Regions from separate parts of the Homo sapiens genome. Here region 2 is linked to region 1. Evidence: read pairs that join two places in POLR2A ChIA-PET (ENCODE). Cell type or tissue: GM12878. All regions are shown on one strand. Links, peaks and the distances in the headings refer to the core of each region. The heading gives the core; the rest is flanking DNA.

Region 1 (16,470 bases), core at 7,485-9,984:
TGGCCTCATCAGATCAGCCTCAGGAGAAAAGACTGAAGTCCCTGAGCAAGAGGGAATTCTGTTTCTAGCTGCCTTCAGACTCAAGCTGCAACATCAACCTTCCCCTGGGTCTCCAGCCTGCTGGCCTGGCCTGCAAGTTTCAGACTTGCCAGCCCCCACAATCTTATGAGTCAACTCCTTAAAACCAATCAGTTTTCCTCTCCTTCTCCCTCTCTCCCCTTCTCTCTCCCTCTACACACATACCTCATTGGTTCTGTTTCTCTGGAGAACCCTAATATAGTATACAACAAGAAGCAGCATGCTGAGGGTGAAAGAAATGATTCATTCAACTGAAGGCACAGAGAGGTGGAATTGCTAAGGGCATTGCAGAGGTTTCCTGGAGGCGGCTGCTTCCATATGTCCAGAATGAAGACGATTTAGACTGCGAGAATGGATCTGGAGACCAGCAGTGTCTGGCAACAGTTGGTCCTGTGAGTGCAGATGAACTATTCCAGAGAGATTGGAGAAAGGAAACAGGATGTGAGGGCAGAGCTACAGGCAACAGCGAGCAGACGAGACAGAAAAGGAGCAGAGAGATTATAGAAAAGCCACCAGAGCGCCATCACAGCTGCGAAGACAAAGGGTTCTGGGAGGAAGTGGCTGACAGAGTCCAAGGTCACTGAGATATCAGGAGGGATTAAGTGCTGAACAAGTCACTGGTGACTTGGTTGAGTGCAGGTTTTGCACAATGGGGAGGAGACGAGACAAGAATGTAGAGGACTTGTTATTGACAAGTTTGCTAGGAAGGCAAGGAAGGGAGATATGTTGCAGCTGGAGGCAGATGTGGGGGAGGAGAGGGGTCCTGCTTCATTCTTTCTTTTTTTTTCTCCCCTAAATGGGAAAGTCTTGAGTGTGTTTATTTTTCTATTTTTATAATTAAAAGAATTTTTTTTTTGAATAGACACCGGGTCTCACTATGTTGCCCAGGCTGGATTCTAATTCCTGGGCTGAAGTGATCATCCTGCCTCCGCCTCCCACAGTGCGCCACTGAGTGTTTTTAAATGCTGCTGCAAAGGAACTAGTGGTGCCTGGGCGGGGGTGGAGGAAACAGGAGTAAGAGGCCGACTGAGGTCTCAGGGGTGACAGTGCCACCTGATTATCCTTAGTATTTTCTGACTAGGCTTCTCCAAGAACAAATAATAATTTCGATTTACATTTTGGAAGTTTTCCAGGGAGAGAGGTTTGACCTGAGGAGACAAATCCCTTGGCGCTTCTTTGGTGCTATCTGAAAACCAGGCTGCTTCGCCGGCCCTGGAGGGAACACATTTTGTAATTCCATAATATGTTCTTTCATTTCTCAAATCTTTTTAATCTTTTTTGTTTTCCTAATCTTTTTTTTTTTTTTTTTTTAGACAGAATCTTGCTCTGTTGCCCACGCTGGAGTGCAGTGGTGCAACCACAGGTCACTGCAGCCTCAAACTCTCAGGCTCAAGTGGTCCTCCCACTCAGCCTCCCCAGTAGCTGGGACTGCAGGTGCACCCCACCATGCCCAGCTAATTTTTCTGTATTTTTTGTAGAGACACGGTTTTGCCATGTTGCTCAGGCTGGTCTCAAACTCCTGGGCTCAAGTGATCCACCCCCGTTGGCCTCCCAGAGTGCTGGGATTACAGGTATGAGCCATCGAGGCCGAACTTCTTCATTGTTAGACATCAGGTGCACAGAATAGGAAAAATCATAAGCATTCATTCATGACATTCTCTTCTCATTGGTCCATATTTCTCCTGCTTTAATTTAGTTAGTTATTCATTAGTTATTTTAAATAGTATAATGGCATCTATGAACCCACAGACCCCTCCTCCTGCTTCCCCCAAATCTGGGCAATGAATTCAGAATCCAGTTCCTCTCCTTCCTTTCTTTTTTATATTGCTTTATATTTTCTATATGTGTTCCTTAAATGTACTTTTAAAATTTTAGTTGTTTTAAATTTACAGTCTTTTGGGTCTATATTTTCTATATATCAAATTGCCAAGCCTCATCCTTTTGTTGAAGGCAGCTATCATCCACTCTACCTGACTGCTGTGTAATATTTCACTGTGTGAATAGATCATTGTAGGACACAGAATTTGAAGATGGCTGCCAAGATTCTGGGCCCTGGGGAACATACAGTGTTCAAACTTGAATCTAGGTGCTACTGTGATGGGTTTTGCAGACATAATTAATGCCCTTCATAATTTGCAGACATAATTAATGCCCTTCCTTGATTAGATCAAGGAAGGGAGCTTGATCTAATCACATGAACACTTTAAACCTGGGTCTAGAGTCAGAGGCAGGCAAGTCAGACATCCAAAGTAGCAGTGAAAATCTCCTGCCAGCCTTGCAGAAGATAACTTTCATGTCGTGGAAAACACCATGGGGCCAGCAACCTCTAGAAGCTGAGAATGGCTCCAGCTGACAGCTAGCAAGATGGTGGAGACTCACTCCTTCACCCTCTAGGAACTCAATTCTGCCAACAACCAGTGAGCTGGGAAGAGGGCCCTCACCTTCAGATGAGATTGCAGCCCTGCCAACACCTTAATTTCAGCCTGGTGGGCCCCTGAGTAGAGAACCCAGCCATGACATGTCCAGACATCTGACCTATAGAACTGAGATAATAAATGGGTGCTGTTTCAAGCCGCTACGTTTGTCATTTGTTACGTAGCAATAGAAAATGAATACAACCATAGTTTATTCTTCTCCCTTTTCTTGATGAGCAGTTGAGTTGTTTCCAGTTTTTGGTTATTGAGAACTGTGGTGCTATGAACATTCTTGTATGTGTGCAAGCATTTTAGGTATAATTCTTAGAGTGAAATTGTTATATCATAAGATATGTGAATTTTTTTTCTTTTCCTTTTTTTTTTTTTTTTGAGACGGAGTCTCGCTCTGTCTCCCAGGCTGGAGCGCAGTGGCATGATCTCGGCTCACCGCAAGCTCCCCCTCCCAGGTTCATGCCATTCTCCTGCTTCAGCCTCCCGAGTAGCTGGGACTACAGGCACCCGCCACCTTGCCTGGCTAATTTTTTGTATTTTCAGTAGAGACGGGGTTTCACCGTGTTAGCCAGGATGGTCTCGATTTCCTGACCTCATGATTCCCCGCCTCGGCCTCTCAAAGTGCTGGGATTACAGGCGTGAGCCACCGCACCTGGCCTAAAAATGTATCATTTAAGTTTTCGAGGCATAACTTTCTGTATTCATTGGGTGAAGTTCAAATCTTTTACATTCCTGCTGAGTTTTTTTGTTTACTTGACCCATTATTTACAATGATATGCTAAAATCTCCCATTGTGAAGGTGGATTTATCAATTTATCTGTATATTTCTATCAATTTTTGCTTTATATATACTAGGGGAATTAAACTTTTTATCATTTTGGGGGCCCTCCTCATCCTTCATATTTTCTGATCTATTTTATATACTATGACTGACCATACGTCCTGATTTGCCTGAGACAGTCCTAGTTTACTCTGTCTTTTCCTGATATAATTCTTAAATAATACCTTTTACTCTCAAAGGTATTCTGATTTAGACAATTATATATAGTAAATCTAATTTTATATAATTTAACATTATGATACAAATATTCCTGATCTATACTTTTAAGTCCAGGCAAGTGTAAGTCTCTTTTTTCTTGTTCATTGGTCTTAGAATTTTTTTTTTTTTTTAAATCAGAGTCTCGCTCTGTCACACAGGTTGGAGTGGAGTGGCTTGATCTCGGCTCACTGCAACCTCCATCTCCTGGGTTTCAGTGATTCTCATGCCTCAGCCTCCTGAGTAGCTGGGACTACAGGTGCACACCACCACATCCAGCTAATTTTTGTATTTTTAGTAGAGATGAGGTTTTGCCATGTTGGCCAGGGTGGTCTCAAACTCCTGGCCTCAAGCGATTCTCCTGCCTTGGCCTCCATAAGTGCTGGGATTATAGGCATGAGCCACCACACCCAGCCTGGTCTTAGAATTTTAAAAATTTGTTGTTTACTACAACCAACTTTTGTAAGGTATTTGATTATTTTTATTTGTTTCTCCAGCAACTCTTTGATTTGTTTCTCTACTTATTCAAGTTTTGAGGTCTTATATGACTGAGAATATTTGTTTCATGCCCTGATACTTAATTAAAGGGCAGTTTGGCTGGATGTATATTTCTAGGTTCTAAGGTCATATCCTTCAGTACTTTGCTGATACTGCTCCATTGTTTTCCTGGATCCACTGATGCTGTGGGGAAATCTGGTGTCATTCTCGATGTTGGTCCTTTGTATGATTTACTCTGCAGAATTTTCTTTGTCTTTCATAGTCTCATATTTTACCATAGGGTGTGATATATTTTTCTCTTTCTTCTCTTTGTCATTCTGTAGGCCCTTTCATTCTGAGGTATTTCTTTTTTTCTTTTTGAATTCTAGGAAATCTAGCTTCATTATTCTTTCAAATACTTCCTTCTTTTCATTTTATTCCTCTGACTCTCTGAGCCTTATCATATGGATGTTAGCATTTGTATGTAAATACTCCATTTTTTTGGCTTTTCTCTAATATTTTCTATTTTTTGTCCCTCATTTGAAGAACTTCCTCAGTTTGAACTTCCAACTCACTAATTTGTCCTTGAGTTTTATTCATTCTACTGTTTAGTCACATTTGTGAGTTCTTTCCTTCAACTACTATATTTTTTATTTCTTATGCGTGGTTCCTTTTTAATGTTGTCTTAGTATTGTTTCATTTCTCTTTATTTCCTATTAAGCTTATTAGGCTAATTTTAACTTCTTGGACTTTTCCAACATTTCCTCTTCTGATGGAATCTATAATTCAATTTTTTTTAAATGGTTTACTTCTCAACTATCTTGCTATCTTGACCTCATTCTCCATGGCAGTGGCGAGGTCAGTTGGCTTCTCTGTTAGGCAATATCTATGGAGAGATGGGGTGGGGACAGATCAGTCCCAGACAACTGCGCCACCCTCAGTTACTCCACACCCAGCAAAACAATGTTTCAGGTCAGTGCTCCATCTTTGGTCCCCAGGGAGGAGTGGTTTAGAAAGGGGCACTTTTTGGTTCTCAGTTCCCCTGGCCTGAGGGTTTGGAAGGGGTGGTGTTAGAGAAGGAAGCAACTGCCTAGGGTTTTTCTTCCCACCTGTTTTTTCCAGCTCCTCACAGGCACAGGACTTGTGAGATGCCTGAATTTTACTCCTGGGACATCTGGACACAGGTCTAAGTCATCATCAGGGTAGGGGCAGGCACTGTTTGTCCCTAGCATTGGTGAGGGAAGGGGCAAGGGCAGACACCCATAGTTCCTTTTCTGTTTTACCCTTTCCACAGCCACCCACTGATCCTGCTCCTGGCCAAAGTCCCCTGGCCCTTTCCCAGCTGTTTCCCTCCTGACACATCCCATGGATTTTCTCAAAATTTTGTCAGTTCTCTCTTTATAGTTCCTCCAAGGTTTATCTTAGGGGAATTGGCACTAGATATTTACTGAATGTCCGTTTGCAAGACACTGTGCTGGGAGCCGCAGCACCCATAGTCAATGAGGCTGGCTCATTCCTTGTCCACAGGGCTGCTTACAGAGCAGTGAAGATGGACATTAAATACTTTTGCAACTAGGTAATTCATGACATTTGTGGTCAGTTCTAGAAAAGAGACAGTCTAAGCACTTTGAGAATGCACAGGGATTTATCCAGGGGCCTGGGGAGGCTTCCTGGAAGAAGCAGTGTTGAACCGATGGGGAAGAGTGTTGGAAGAGCGATGGAAGAGTGTTAGGCATCGGCCATGGGAGGGAAGGGCAGGTGGGGAGGAACCTCTCAGGCAGAGGGAAGGGCATTCATTAAGGTGGGGTGGTGGAAGGGGAACAGAGCCATTGAGGAACTGGCAGGAGGTCAACGTGGCCAAAGTAAGGGGAAGTGACGCTGGAAAGGAAGGCTCCGGGAGACGCTGCAGGGCTGTCCTCAGAGGCAGGGCTAAGGATTTGGGCTGTAGTCTGAGAGGAATGGGAAGCCACTGGGGAGTTTAAGCCAGAGTGATAGGATCAGAGCAGCTGTTTTGAAGATGACGTGTTGCAGTGAGGATGGGGGCTCTGAAACAGGCAGGAATGAAAGCAGGGAGACCCGGGAGGGGCTACTGCAGGAGTTCAGGTGGAGATGACAGTGGCCAAGATTAGCGTGCTGGCAGTGGAGGGGAAGAAAAGTGGATGGGTGTTGCAGAATTTAGGAGCTGGATTGGTAGGATTTGGTGATTAGGTTGGGTGTGGAGGGAGAGGCAAGTACAGTCTGCCCTCGATATCCGTTGGTTCCACATCTGAGGATCAACCAACTGCTGATCAAAAAAATTTGGAAAGAAAGCCCCGATAAAACAATACAAGAATAAAAATAATACAAATTAAAAATATAGCATAACAACTATTTACATAGTATCTACATTGTATTAGGTATTATAAGTAATCTAGGGCTGATTTAAAGTATACTAGGCTGGGCGCAGTGGCTCATGCCTGTAATTCCAGCACTTTGAGAGGCCGAGGCGGGCGGATCACGAGGTCAGGAGATTGAGACCATTCTGGCCAACATGGTGAAACCCTGTCTCTACTAAAAACACAAAAATTAGCTGGGTGTGGTGATGCACGCCTGTAATCCCAGCTACTTGGGAGGCTGAGACAGGAGAATCACTTGAACCCGGGAGGTGGAGACTGCAGTGAGCCGAGATTGTGCCACTGCACTCCAGCCTGGCAACAGAGCAAGACTCCATCTCAAAAAAAAAAAAAAAGTATACTGGAGGTGTGCATAAGTTATATGCAAATACTATGCCATTTTGTATTGGGTTGGTGCAAAAGTCATTGCGGTTTTTGCCATAAAGACGAAAAAGGCAAAAACTGCAATATTTTTGCACCAACCTAATACAAGGGGCTTGGGCATCTGTGGATTTTGGTATCCCTGGGGGCCTGGAAACAATCCCCCATGAATACGGAGGATTGGCTTTATATAGATGACTCCCTTTGCTTAAATACCTGGCTTCATGGTGATGGTGAGCATAGAGGAAGGACATCTTGGAGAAGAAGCAGATTTACAGAGAAGATGATGAGTTGGCTTTGGACACGTTGACTCTGATGTGCCTGTTAGATGTCTAAGGGGAATACCAGTGCTCAGACGAGAGGTCTGGCTGGGCAGGCCTTGGCTGGCAAATGGTAACCGAATCTGTGGGAGTGGATGCCATTGCAGTGTTTCTCTATGGAGTGTGGGTATTGGCATGCGAGGATGGACAGTTCTTTGGTGATACTGCCTTCTGTTTGGTCCCTCTGCCGCCATCCACTGAACACTAGTAACACAGCATCCACGCTGCTGTTGTGACAACCAAAGCCACCTTCACACATTTCCCAATGCCACTTCCCCTTAAGAACTTGTAGTCTAGAGAGAGAATCTAGAATGAAACATGAAAAAGGCCTATATTGAGATGTTGTAGAGCAGGGGTGTCCAATCTTTTGGCTTCCCTGGGCCACACTGGAAGAAGAAATGTCTTGGGCCACACATAAAATACACTAACAATAACGATAGCTGATGAGCTAAACACACACACACACACACACACACACACACACACACACACACACACACATCTCATAATGTTTTAAGAAAGCTTACGAATTTGTGTTAGGCTGCATTCAAAGCTGTCCTGGGCTGTGGGTTGGACAAGCTTGATGTAGAGGAAGAGGAAGTGGCAAAAAAAAAAAAAAAAAAAAGAAAGAAAGAAAAAGAAAAGCTGAGAAGTGGCCAGAGAGGGGAGAAAGACCAGGTGTTACACAAAGCCCAGAAAAGAGGGTGTTTCTAGAAGAGACGAGGAAGGCCAATTGTCTTGAACCTGTTGAGAAGTCAAGTGGGTACCTAGCAATGATGAGGTCAGTGGTGTGTGGGGAGGAGTGTGAGCTAGCGTGGGCTGGGGTGAGATATGAGTGGTGACCTGGCAGGGGTGGGTCTTTTGTTCACTCCTGTGTGTGCAGGTCCATGCATTCATACGTGATCACTGCACATCCTGGATTTTCTAGGACAGTACCATTTAAAAAAATGTAATTCTGGCTGGGTGCGCTGGCTCATGCCTGTAATCCCAGCACTCAGGGAGGCTGAGGTGGGTGGATCGCTTGAGCCAAGGAGTTCAAGATCAGCCTGGGCAACCTGGTGAGACCCTGTCTCTACAAAAAAATACAAAAATTAGCCAGGCGTTGTGGCACACAACTGTAGTCCCATCTATTTGGGAAGCTGAGGTGGGAGGATCACCTGAGCCCGGGAGGTCATGGCTGCAGTAAGCCATGATCACACCACTGTGCTCCAGCCTGGGTGACAGAGTGAGACAAAAACACTTAATTTTTTTTCTAACAAAGGCAATTCATTAAAAAGTCACTTAAATAGAATTAACTTTATTTTGTTGTAGTTTTCATAGAAATCATATAAAACAGAAAAAAATAATCAAATTAAGACCCCCTTGTCTTAAGTCTTAGTTGAGGAAAAAACCTTTTTTTTTTTTTTTTTTTTTTTTTTTTTTTTTTTAAAGAAACAAACCCAACTGAGGCCAAATATTCTAGTGATGCAGGCATTGCTCAGACGTGGTCTAAGAAGCGTGCAGCAGCTTCAAGGGGAATTCTGGAAGGGAATTCCCACATTTTGAGCAGTGGCCACATTCCTGGGATAGGCGTAGAAGAGGAAAGCAATCTTGGCCCAGGTGCTTCTGCAGTGCCTCTCAGGAGGTTGAATTATCCACTAAGGCTGAATAGGGGCCCTGGTCTTAGCGCCAGAAATGTGTCTGCCCGGAACAGGAGATATGATCATCTGGGTTGAAAATTAACTAGGGAAGGACATGGTCCAGATGATTAAATTCCTCAGCAACCACCGAGTCATCATCTAGCAGATTCAGTCATGGGCTGTGGACTTCAAGTGTGTATTTTTCAGCCTGTAATGTCTCAAGTTGCTCCACTCTGTACTTCTGTGTATGAATCACCAGATATGATGGATTTTGCCCTGTGTTTATAGCTTCACCTATTAATAGCAGGGTTGACAGTTGAAGAAAGTTGAAGCCCAACACACAGACACACACACACACACACACACACCCACACCCACATCAGCACTTATCCTTGTGCCACATGCTCTACTTTATCCTATCCTATCCTATCCCATGCCTTTCTTTTTCTTTTTTAAAAAATGTTGTCTGAGACTCACTAATTTGATGTGTCATGACTCAGCTGTACTTTGGAAAACATTGATTTTAGAAGGCGGCAAAAGAAACCTGCAGGCCATTGTGAAATGAAGGGGTGATTAGAAACAAAAACCAGTGAGGTTACTTCTTAGGTCAAACGGAGCTGTGCCGACACTGTGAAAGGGTCTCTCCTCGGGCTGCCCTTGTCCCAGCTGGTGACGAGGCTCTGCTTCTCCCATTCTTGGCCAGGGCAGCCCAATAGTAAGGTGGCCTACTGCTATGGCTATGTCTCAGGACAGGGCACCCCTAGTGTGAGGCTTACCCCACTTAGAGGTCAAGGGCAGACCACAGGTCAAAGCTCCATTTCACAGACGTTTAAGGGTTTCCTTTGCCTCCCTCCAAGTCAGTGTTTTCTGAACCCCTGCTCAGGCCTATTAGTGGGTCCTGAAATCAATTCAGTGAGTCCTACTAAGAAGAAATGGCATGAAATGGAACAGAATAGAAAATAGCAGGGCACATAGTACATAGGAGGGAAGTAGTGACCTGTTTTGTGTGTGTGTGTGTGTGTGTGTGTGTATGTGTGTGGTGTGCATATGGTGTTATTGTCGGGGGGCTGTGGGGTATGTGGTATGTGTGTGTGCTGTGTGGGTGGTGGATGTGGTATTTGTGTGTTATGTGTGTATGTGATGTTTGCATGGTGTGTATGTGTGTGTATGATGTGTGTGCCATGGTGTGTGTGATGTGGGTGAATTGGATTGTGATCAGAAGTGGCTTGACCCCGAGGCTAGAACTTCGGCACCCCCCACCCCAACACAGCCCCGAGTCTGTTGGGGTTGGTGATGCGATCTCACACCCCAGTGTGGGTTAGGTGACCCTCCAATAAAGCCCACAGTACCCTGCATTTCCACCATCGTGACATTGCGACCCGGTACTGCGGGTTTGCTTGTCCCTCTGTGTGTGTTTATTGGGTCCCTCTGGTGCCTCCACACGGTGGCATCTAACATTACTGAACTCGCTCCATGCTGGGCACCGCTGTTCGTGCCTTCCAGCCACGAATTCAGTGACTCATTCTCTCACACCAACCCTAAGAGTCAGCTACTATTATCACCTTCCCTATATTGTGGACAAGAAAATAGAGGCCCAGAGAGGTTAAATAACTTGCCCAAAGTCACACAGTAAGTGGCGAATCCAGGATTCTAACCCCAACGTCTGGTTCCAGAGCCCCTTTTGTGACCACAATGCAGAAGGCATTCAATGAGAATTGGTTAAGATTGTTAAGAGAATGGACATTTTGAAACTTAAAATTACAATTAAAATATGATTTTTAAAAAGGGTAGATCTTATTAAAGAGAGGGTTCAGGGGAGCTGCTAGAAAGGATTGGAAATGACAGGTGGCATAGGGGCTGGAGGGAGCTGGAGTTCCCTACAGATAGATGCCCACCATGGCACTGAGTGGGTTAGAGGCAGCGTGGGGTGTGGGATTGAGGGGTTAGGAGAGGGCTGCAGTGAGGGTGGGCACTGGGTGGCAAAGGAGAGAGGGAGAGAGACAGAGAGAGCACAAACTTCTGCCCCCTGAGGGAGGGCATCGGGAAAGGGGTGTGGGGAACAGAAATGCCAAAGCACTATTGTGAGGTCATTTGCTGTGGAGTATGTGCCGTAATTACTGAGCCACACCCCACCCTGCCTCTCTACCATACTTTCCAAGGAGCCCACAGTGCTTCTTTTGTGTGAGTGGATTCCTCTGGCAGACTTGAAGAAGTCCTGAGGTTACAATAGTGTAAATGGGGAGATCCAAAGACAGGATGCAGGGTCCATGAGTTGACATCTTGGGTCGTATATTAAAGGGGCTGAGCCAATGGCACTTCCATCTCCAAAGGGAAAGGCCCCTGCTGACTTCTGCAGTCTCGAATCAATGGCTGAGAGATTCAGTGTTAATTCAGAACTACCTGCTGTTTCATTAGACCTGCCCCTATCCCCCAACCCAGAGGGGTGTGGAAAGCTTTGCATTGGCCAGGAGTTGTGGCTCACGCCTGTAATCCCAGCACTTAGGGAGGCTGAGGCGGGAGGATGGCTTGAGCCCAAGAGTTTGAGGCCAGCCTGGGCAACATAGGGAGACCCCTGGGGGTCTCTACAAAAAAATTTAAAAATTAGCCTGGCATGGTGGTGTGCACCTGTAGTCCCAGCTACTCGGGAGGCTGAGGTGGAAGGATCATTTGAGCCCGGGAGGTTGAGGCTGCAGTGAGCCATGATCGTGCCACTATACTCCAGCCTGGGTGACAGAGCGAGACCCTATTCAAAAAAGAAAAGAAAATAATAAAAAAAAAAGGAAAAGAAAAGAAAGGAGCAAGCCTCCTCGCCTTTTGAACCCAGGCACTGGCTTTCAATCTCTTTGAGAAATTAAATTACACCTCTAACATCCTGGTACACTCAGCAAGTCACAGTAATCTTATGGTAAAGTGAGTGCACATAGAATCCTACTTTAAGCAAAGGGCTGTTCTTTCTGGGTCCCATCTACTATAATGGCAGTGGTCATGGTCTATTTTGCATGAAATCTCTTATACATGATTTTGTAAAGAAGGTTATAACAATATTTTTCTAATGATGTTTGTTTGCAATAAAGTGATTGTAGAGCAAGATAATCACTTTATTGCAAACAAGCATCATTGATAATTATTTAGATACATTCATGCATCCTTAAGACAACCCTTCAGATATGGGTAGATTACATTTTGAGACAGCAGGGTGAGGTCTGTAGTGGGTCTATAAGCCAGTTAGCATGATAAGGGTAACCGCCATCATCCCAGCTCCAAGGCTGTAAGTAAGGGATGTATGGGACAAGAATCTGTTTGCCTGGGGAGGCTGAGGATGCGCCACTGTAGTCAGAATGCTATTGTCTAACCGTGGGGTTGATGAAGCACATCTGGTCCAGTGAGTTGTTCTCTGTGCAAATCCAGGCTAGCCAATCAGCAGAACTGCCAGGCCTTGGGTGTGTAAAGTTGGGACAGGAGAGGGGGGAATCAGAGGGAGGAGAGTCTATAAGACTGGTTTCAAAGATGTCTGGAATGGCTCCACTATCTTGTCCTTAACATTTGCCATTCTCCATTTGGTGGCCTCTGCAGATGGCTGCCAGCCACCCTGCATGTGTCTATCTTCAAGACTTCCTTCTATATCTAGATATGTGAACTTGCAGGATCTGCTGAAGGCAGGGACTCAGGTCTGAATTTCTTCCCATCTGAGCACACCATGGATGTGTGCCAATGTGGTGGTAGGACAAAGACTTTAAACCATTGACTTATTATGGGAGTCAACACAATGGGCAATCTAACCTATAGAAAACAACAGAAAAACATTTTGAAATGTATACATGTTTGAAAGGCTACTATATATAGAAGTCTTATCCCTCAGTGCCTCTGGGGGATAGGATTCATATATATATATATATTGAAGCCCAAATATCTATATGTTGAAGTCCTATCCCCCAGTACCTCTCAGAATGTGGCTGCATTTGGAGAAAGGGCCTTTAGGAAGGTAATTAAGGTAAAACGAGGTCATGGGGAGAGGGGGCTTTAATCTGATATAACTGATGTCCTAATAGGAAGAGGAGATTAGGACACAGACACAGAGGGGTGACCATGTGAAGACTCAGAAATCCGCCATCTATGAGCCAAGAAGAGAGATCTCAGAAGGAACCAATTCTGCTGACACCTTGATTTCAGACTTCCAGTCTCCAGAACTGTGAGAAAATACATTTCTGTTGTTGACGTCACCCCTCTATGGCAGCTCTAGTGGAATAATACTAATAACAGTTGCTGTCTTAGCAGGGCCTATAGCTCCTTTCATGTTAGGAAACGGCTCCCTCTGCTGGGTCTTTGTGTTAAAAGCCAAATGATGCCCTGAAAACAATGACTCATGTTTGGACGGTGCAGAACAAAGTGCTTAGATTCTTCTTTTACAGAATCTATATAGAATAAAGAATGTAGAATCTTTGTAGAGTTCTTTGTAGAATCGATCGCCTGTAATCAGGGTTGATATTGACAATATTTAGCAACTGTTGCGGCTCTCTACTGTGTCTGCCATTAACCCTGTGGATGCTGGACTGTGAGGCTGGGCTGGGGATGGTCCTGGGGTGGGACTCAGTGGACAGGGTAGTGTGGGGAGGATTGAGATGGGGACATTCAGGGAAGTGACTGTGTACCAACCAGTGCAGAAGGATCAACCAGGCTGGAAGATACAGTCTCAAGGCTGAAGATCCGTGTGTCATCATAAAAAAATAGTTTCCTAATATCTGTTCTATAAAACTATCTTTTTATAAAACATCTTCAACTTAGTCTATTGCTCCTGGAAAGAGCCCACAAACAAATATGCTCTTATAAGCAAAAAATCTCTTCCTGGTATGGTTCACGGCTCTCCAAGACATATTCCTTGTCAGTCGGATTCATGCTATTATCCTCACTCTCCTCCTGGCAGTCAGGTTGTGTTGCTGAAACTATAAACACCGCAAGTCTGGAGATAAGATTTGGTGAATTGCAGTTAGAATGTTGAATTTTCTATCACTTTCCGCCTTGTGTTATTGCTACAAAACCAAACCTATCTATCACGCAGCAAGCGCTAACCACAGCAGCCTCTGTGTTTCTACCCTAGTTTTTGATTCTCTATTGTCCTAGTCTCTTGCAGACTAGAAATTGTAAGAGGAGGCATGGTTAATTGAGGGTGGGGTAGAAAGAAGGAAAAGAGGAGGCTAGCAGGGTAGAAACATAGATGATATTGACACATTGAGAAGAGATTGCTAATCTACCATCGTCATTGCTGGGACTCGAGAAGGGCCTTACTGGGATCCAGCCAGGATTAGCTCAGCCACTGCTGCTGTGGTTAGGGTTTGCTACACGATACTCTTTTGAACACATGCCATGGGGACAGTTCTGCACTTCTGCTCCCGTCTGTGGTGTGACAAGGCCGGCTCTGTTCCCTTTTTCCTTCTCAGTCTTAGCTTTTGAGACGCCATGAAACTGACAGTACTGGTTCTGATTATGTGCAAAAACTGGATTCCAACTGCCAAGCATTTCTTTCTCAACTTCTGATTAGCTGCAACTTAGTAGTCATTCAACCTTGAATAAAACAATTTCACCTGAATATAAAAACACGTTTAAAATTAAGAAATTGCTTGCTTACACAATATATTATTCTTTCTTTTTCTGGCATCTTCCTTGCGGTTTAGATGTCATATCGTAACTTCTCCTTCCCCAAAGGGTCAATCCAACTCTAGTGTCTTGTTCCATGTGGGTCTTTTGTTCCTTCCACCCATAATCTAAAGGTCCCAAGGCACTTCCCCTATCCTCCCTCAGCCAAGCTTCATCCTTGGGCTCTGCCCTAGAGTAACTCAGCTGACATCTTAAATATGTCTGATCATGCTAGTTTGTATAATTCCTGTTTTCTGCATGCAGACTATGTGTTTTTCCTAACACACCAGCAAATATTTAGTAACTTTAAATTTATGTGCCAGTATTTTGCAAAGTGCAGTGGGGGGGTACAAAGAATTGAAAACCTGATCTCATCAACTGGAGTTGACTACACATATGTAGGTACGGGAAAGAGTAAGATATAGAGGGTACCACCTGTAGCTGGAGTACCTCCAGCACCGGGCGATGCTTCCCACTTCTCTCCTCTGTAATGCACAGGAAACATTATATTTCCAAATATGATGCATTCCCATGGGTAGCAGTTGCTCTGCCTCTTTCCCAACCAAGAAAGCCTATGGAATTTAGGGATTGTTGGGATGTGATCAAAGGGACAACCTTAAATATCCACTGTTTCTAAGAAGGATCCTTGTTTAGACACTTAGGAACAAATTAACTTATCCCCCTTATCCTGCCCAGCATCCATCAGTGGGTTAGGGAGGTATGGCAGAGGATGGCTGGCAAAGATAGGGCCATTTTCTGCATACAGATCACACTGCAGAGAAATAAACTGAGTTCCCTAGCGGCCTTTGCCTCTGCACTGCTGATTGCAGTTGGTGCCACACTGTGCCAAGTGATAAGCTCTTGAAAAGGAGCAGTTGCGTCGTGTCCTCAGAGGAGGACTGTGTGGAATGTTTGTGTCTGCATATTCAAGCTTGTTGCCAGATCTGCTGTTTCTGGGCCTCTCTCATTCTCAACTTCCTTGTGTTGAAAAATGAAGATATGAATTCCTCTCTCACAAGGGCTGTTGTGGAAATTCAATAAAAGTAATTTTGTGAGAGCTTTTAGCACGGTGCTGGCATTCAAGTGGTTGGTTGCTCAATAAATATTTGCTGGGTGAAAAAAATCTGATATTTACTTCAGAGTTCACTATGTCATTTTTCTTAATGAAAGTATATCCAAGTAGATATCTTGCTAAAATAAGAACAGCTGGAAACTATCTTAAGTGGAATTGCCTGAAGAAGAGGTGTGTCCATTTTCATTGTTTTGTAGAGTTTAGTTCATCCAGCATATCCCTCGCTTCCTTTCCTTCTTTATAGGGTTCCACAAGGAGCTTTGCTGTGGGCGAACTGTTAGCTGGAGCTGTGATAATTAGGCCAAGGTCATGCATCTGTCCCTTGTGGGCCAGTTAGCTCAGCTTGGCTCCATGTCCATACGCATTGATCTTAACCCAGCGGCAGACTCACAAGTGTGTGACCGCATCCCAGAGGACTGCGGGGGAAGGGTTTCTGTGGATCAGGGCAAATCGCTCCTGCCGGAGAAGCACCTTCACGGTCAGCTCTCTTATGGTTATTATGACCTGAAGGTGGCGCTGTTTCTCAAGGAAAACTGGCGTAGGGTCGCCGACAGTCTATTTTAAAGTGAGTGTGAAATGATAGAATGTCAGAGTTGGAGAGAATCTGCGAGGTAATCTTTGGATCGATTTCCTCACTTTCCAGCCAAGGAAACAGATCCAGAGGGATAAAACTCTTGTCAGAAGTCACACCACAGATTCCTGACAGAGGCATGGCTAGACACGGGCCTCCCAGGTCATAAACTTTTACAATTTTCACTGCACTAAGGGTTTCCTGATCCTAAATGGTATCAAGCAATTAATAATGCTTAAAAGAAAACTGAATGAATCATTGATAACTAACCTGGTGATATTGTCAATGAATTAAGTTACTGAATTTCAAATGTCTGTTATTTCTAATCACAGGTCAGATTCAAGTTGTTTTGGCTTTTACTACAAAAAGCATCTTTACATATATCTGCAATTTAATGGATAATTTATTTTCCCTTTCCATACATCTGAAAGAAGAAACATAATTGGTATGAACAGCACTTAATTCCAGACTGACTTCTTTTGAACTG
Region 2 (2,500 bases), core at 1-2,500, 200 kb before region 1:
AAGGACTGACCCTTTAGGATCTTTCTATTGGGGGCGGGGACATTATGATGAAAGTCAATTAGGTGAACATCATTGATCCCACCTCCATCACCTTGCAGATGAGAAATAAAAAGGCATTTTCTGATTCCTCAGCCATAACCAGGAAATTGTTCTCTTCAAGAAATACTAGGCCAGGCATGGTAGCTCATGCCTGTAATCCCAACACTTTGGGAGGCTGAGGCTGGCGGGGGTTGGCGGGGGGGGGTGCGGTGGGGATCACTTGAGGTCAGGAGTTCGAGACCAGCCTAGCCAACGTGGTGAAACCCCGTCCCTACTAAAAATATAAAAATTAGCAAAGCATGGTGGCAGGTGCCTATAGTCCCAGCTACTTGGGAGGCTGAGACAGGAGAATCGCTTGAACCTGGGAGATAGAGGTTGCAGTGAGCCGAGATAGCGCCACTGCATTCCCACCTGGGCATCAGGGCGAGACTCCGTCTCAAAAACAACAACAACAACTGGACATCAAGTTATTGACCTAGATTATTTGGCTCTTCCTATCAAGAAAGGTTTGACTTTCCAGGAAGTAAACTAGAGATATAACCTAGTTCGAAAGAATGGCTGAGAAAATTAAGAGAGGTAATGTATATAAAGCACTTGGCATCTCGTCTGACCAATAAATGTTACTATCATGATCGTTTATAAAGGTGGCAAAAGCATTCCAGCTACATGATATTTTCACTTGCTGAGATTATGAACACTCAGGAGCTTACCCAGTGGACATTCACATGCAATGGTTTTTAAGTTGCTGGGGACTTACTGTCTTTCTCGGTGGTCTCTAAGCATATGAGAAGCTCTGGCTGTTCAAGTCAGCAAATAATGATAAAAAATTCTGTGGCACAGTACATATCCAATCCCCTGAAAAAGTCAGCAGCACCTGCTACAATTACAAATAGAAGCCTTAATTCCTCAACACTCAGGTAACTAACTGGTCAGTTGATTTACTGCACTTGTGCTGTTGGTTACATTTTTCTATCTAGCGCAAACGGCCACTACTTAACAGCTCATGGCTACAAATTGCCACAGGTCCCATATTTTACATATTCTACTCTTACAGAACTCTAAGGGATAGATACTATGTCTCCCTTTAAAAAATCTGTTTCCGGAGCCAGGCTGGGTGGTTCACATCTATAATCCTAGCACTTTGGGAGGCTGAGGCGGGTGGATCTCTTGACCCCAGGAGTTCAAAACCAGCCTGGGAAACACGGTGAAACCTCATCTCTACAAAAAAATACAAAAATTAGCCAGGTATGATGGCGTGCACGTGTAGTCCCAGCTACTCAGGAGGCTGAGGTGGGAGGATGGCTTGAGCCCAAGAGGTTGAGACTGCAGTGAGCTGTGATCATGCCACTGCACTGCAGCCTGGGCGATGGAGAGAGATACTATCTCAAAAAAAAAAAAAAAAAGTTTCCAACACTTTTTTTTTTCTCTGACCATAAAAGCAATTTCAAAATTACACCGGTAAGTTATGGGAAAGTGTGAAAACCTTTCTACCACCCATTTGCCATATAATCATTGTGAATATTTTCACTTTGTGTTTTGACTAAAAGAGTGTTTCTTTTGAAGATATCCATTAGGTTTGTTTTTAAGCTGTTTAATGTGAAAATGTTCAAATAGTTGCAAAATAGAGATTAGTTTAAAGCACTACACTACTTTTCTTTTCTTTTTTTTTCTTTTTTTGAGACAGAGTCTTGCTCTGTCACCCAGGCTGGAGTGCAGTTGCATGATTTCGGCTCACTGCAACCTCCCCTCCCAGGTTCAAGTGATTCTCCTGCCTCAGCCTCCCAGGTAGCTGGGATTACAGGCGCCAACCACCACGCCCGGGTAATTTTCGTAGTTTTAGTAAAGAAGGGGTTTTTAACATGTTGGCCACACTGGTCTCTGGAACTTCTGACCTCAGGTGATCTGCTCACCTCTGCCTCCCAAAGTAATGGGATTACAGGCATGAGCCACCGTGCCCAGCTGCTACTACTTTTCAAAGGATCAATGGAGCCAGTTTTTTTATTTGTTTGTTTTTGTTTTTTTGAGATAGAGTCTTGCTCTTGTCGCCCAGGCTGGAGTGCAGTGGTGTGATCTCAGCTTACTGCACCTCTGCCTCCTGAGTTTAAGTGATTCTTCGGCTTCAGCCTCCTGAGTAGCTGGGACACAGGTGTGTACCATCACGCCCCCTAATTTTTGTATTTTTGGTAGAGACGGGGTTTCATCATTGTTGACCAGCCTGGTCTTGAACTCCTGACCTCAGGTGATCCGCCCGCCTCAGCCTCCCAAAGTGCTGGGATTACAGGTGTGAGCCACCGAGCCTGGCCTCACTTTTTAAAATTTTTTTATTTTGCAACATATCACATAGACCAAAACTTTTGTAGAATACAATTAAAGTTAATCATTAACAAGATGGACAGGTAGCTGGATGTTGTGGCAATGTCAGACTATAGTTTCTAAATACATCTTTCAACCTCTGGACTCA

What was found. Peaks named below come from ENCODE experiments on the same cell type or tissue, not always from the same donor. Only the 100,000 strongest peaks of a DNase experiment are listed, where the experiment ranks them.
Region 2: POLR2A ChIA-PET joins it to region 1 with 10 read pairs; 9 of 35 experiments call an interaction of 5 or more read pairs at or near these places.

The regions. Positions count from the first base shown.
Region 1 is chr21:33,196,506-33,212,975 of GRCh38, reverse strand. No RefSeq gene overlaps it. Among named protein-coding and RNA genes, the nearest start is that of IFNAR2, 25 kb to the left of the region's middle. RefSeq lists a silencer at 7,278-7,337. In GM12878, for the core only: no CTCF peak of the experiment used is centred there; DNase peaks (open chromatin) are centred at 7,809 and 8,865; H3K4me3 peaks cover 504 bases; H3K27ac peaks cover 739 bases.
Region 2 is chr21:33,405,591-33,408,090 of GRCh38, reverse strand. All of the region lies in intron 1 of IFNGR2 (interferon gamma receptor 2), which reads right to left. Among named protein-coding and RNA genes, the nearest start is that of IFNGR2, 3.4 kb to the right of the region's middle. In GM12878, for the core only: no CTCF peak of the experiment used is centred there; no DNase peak of the experiment used is centred there; H3K4me3 peaks cover 2,097 bases; H3K27ac peaks cover 2,076 bases.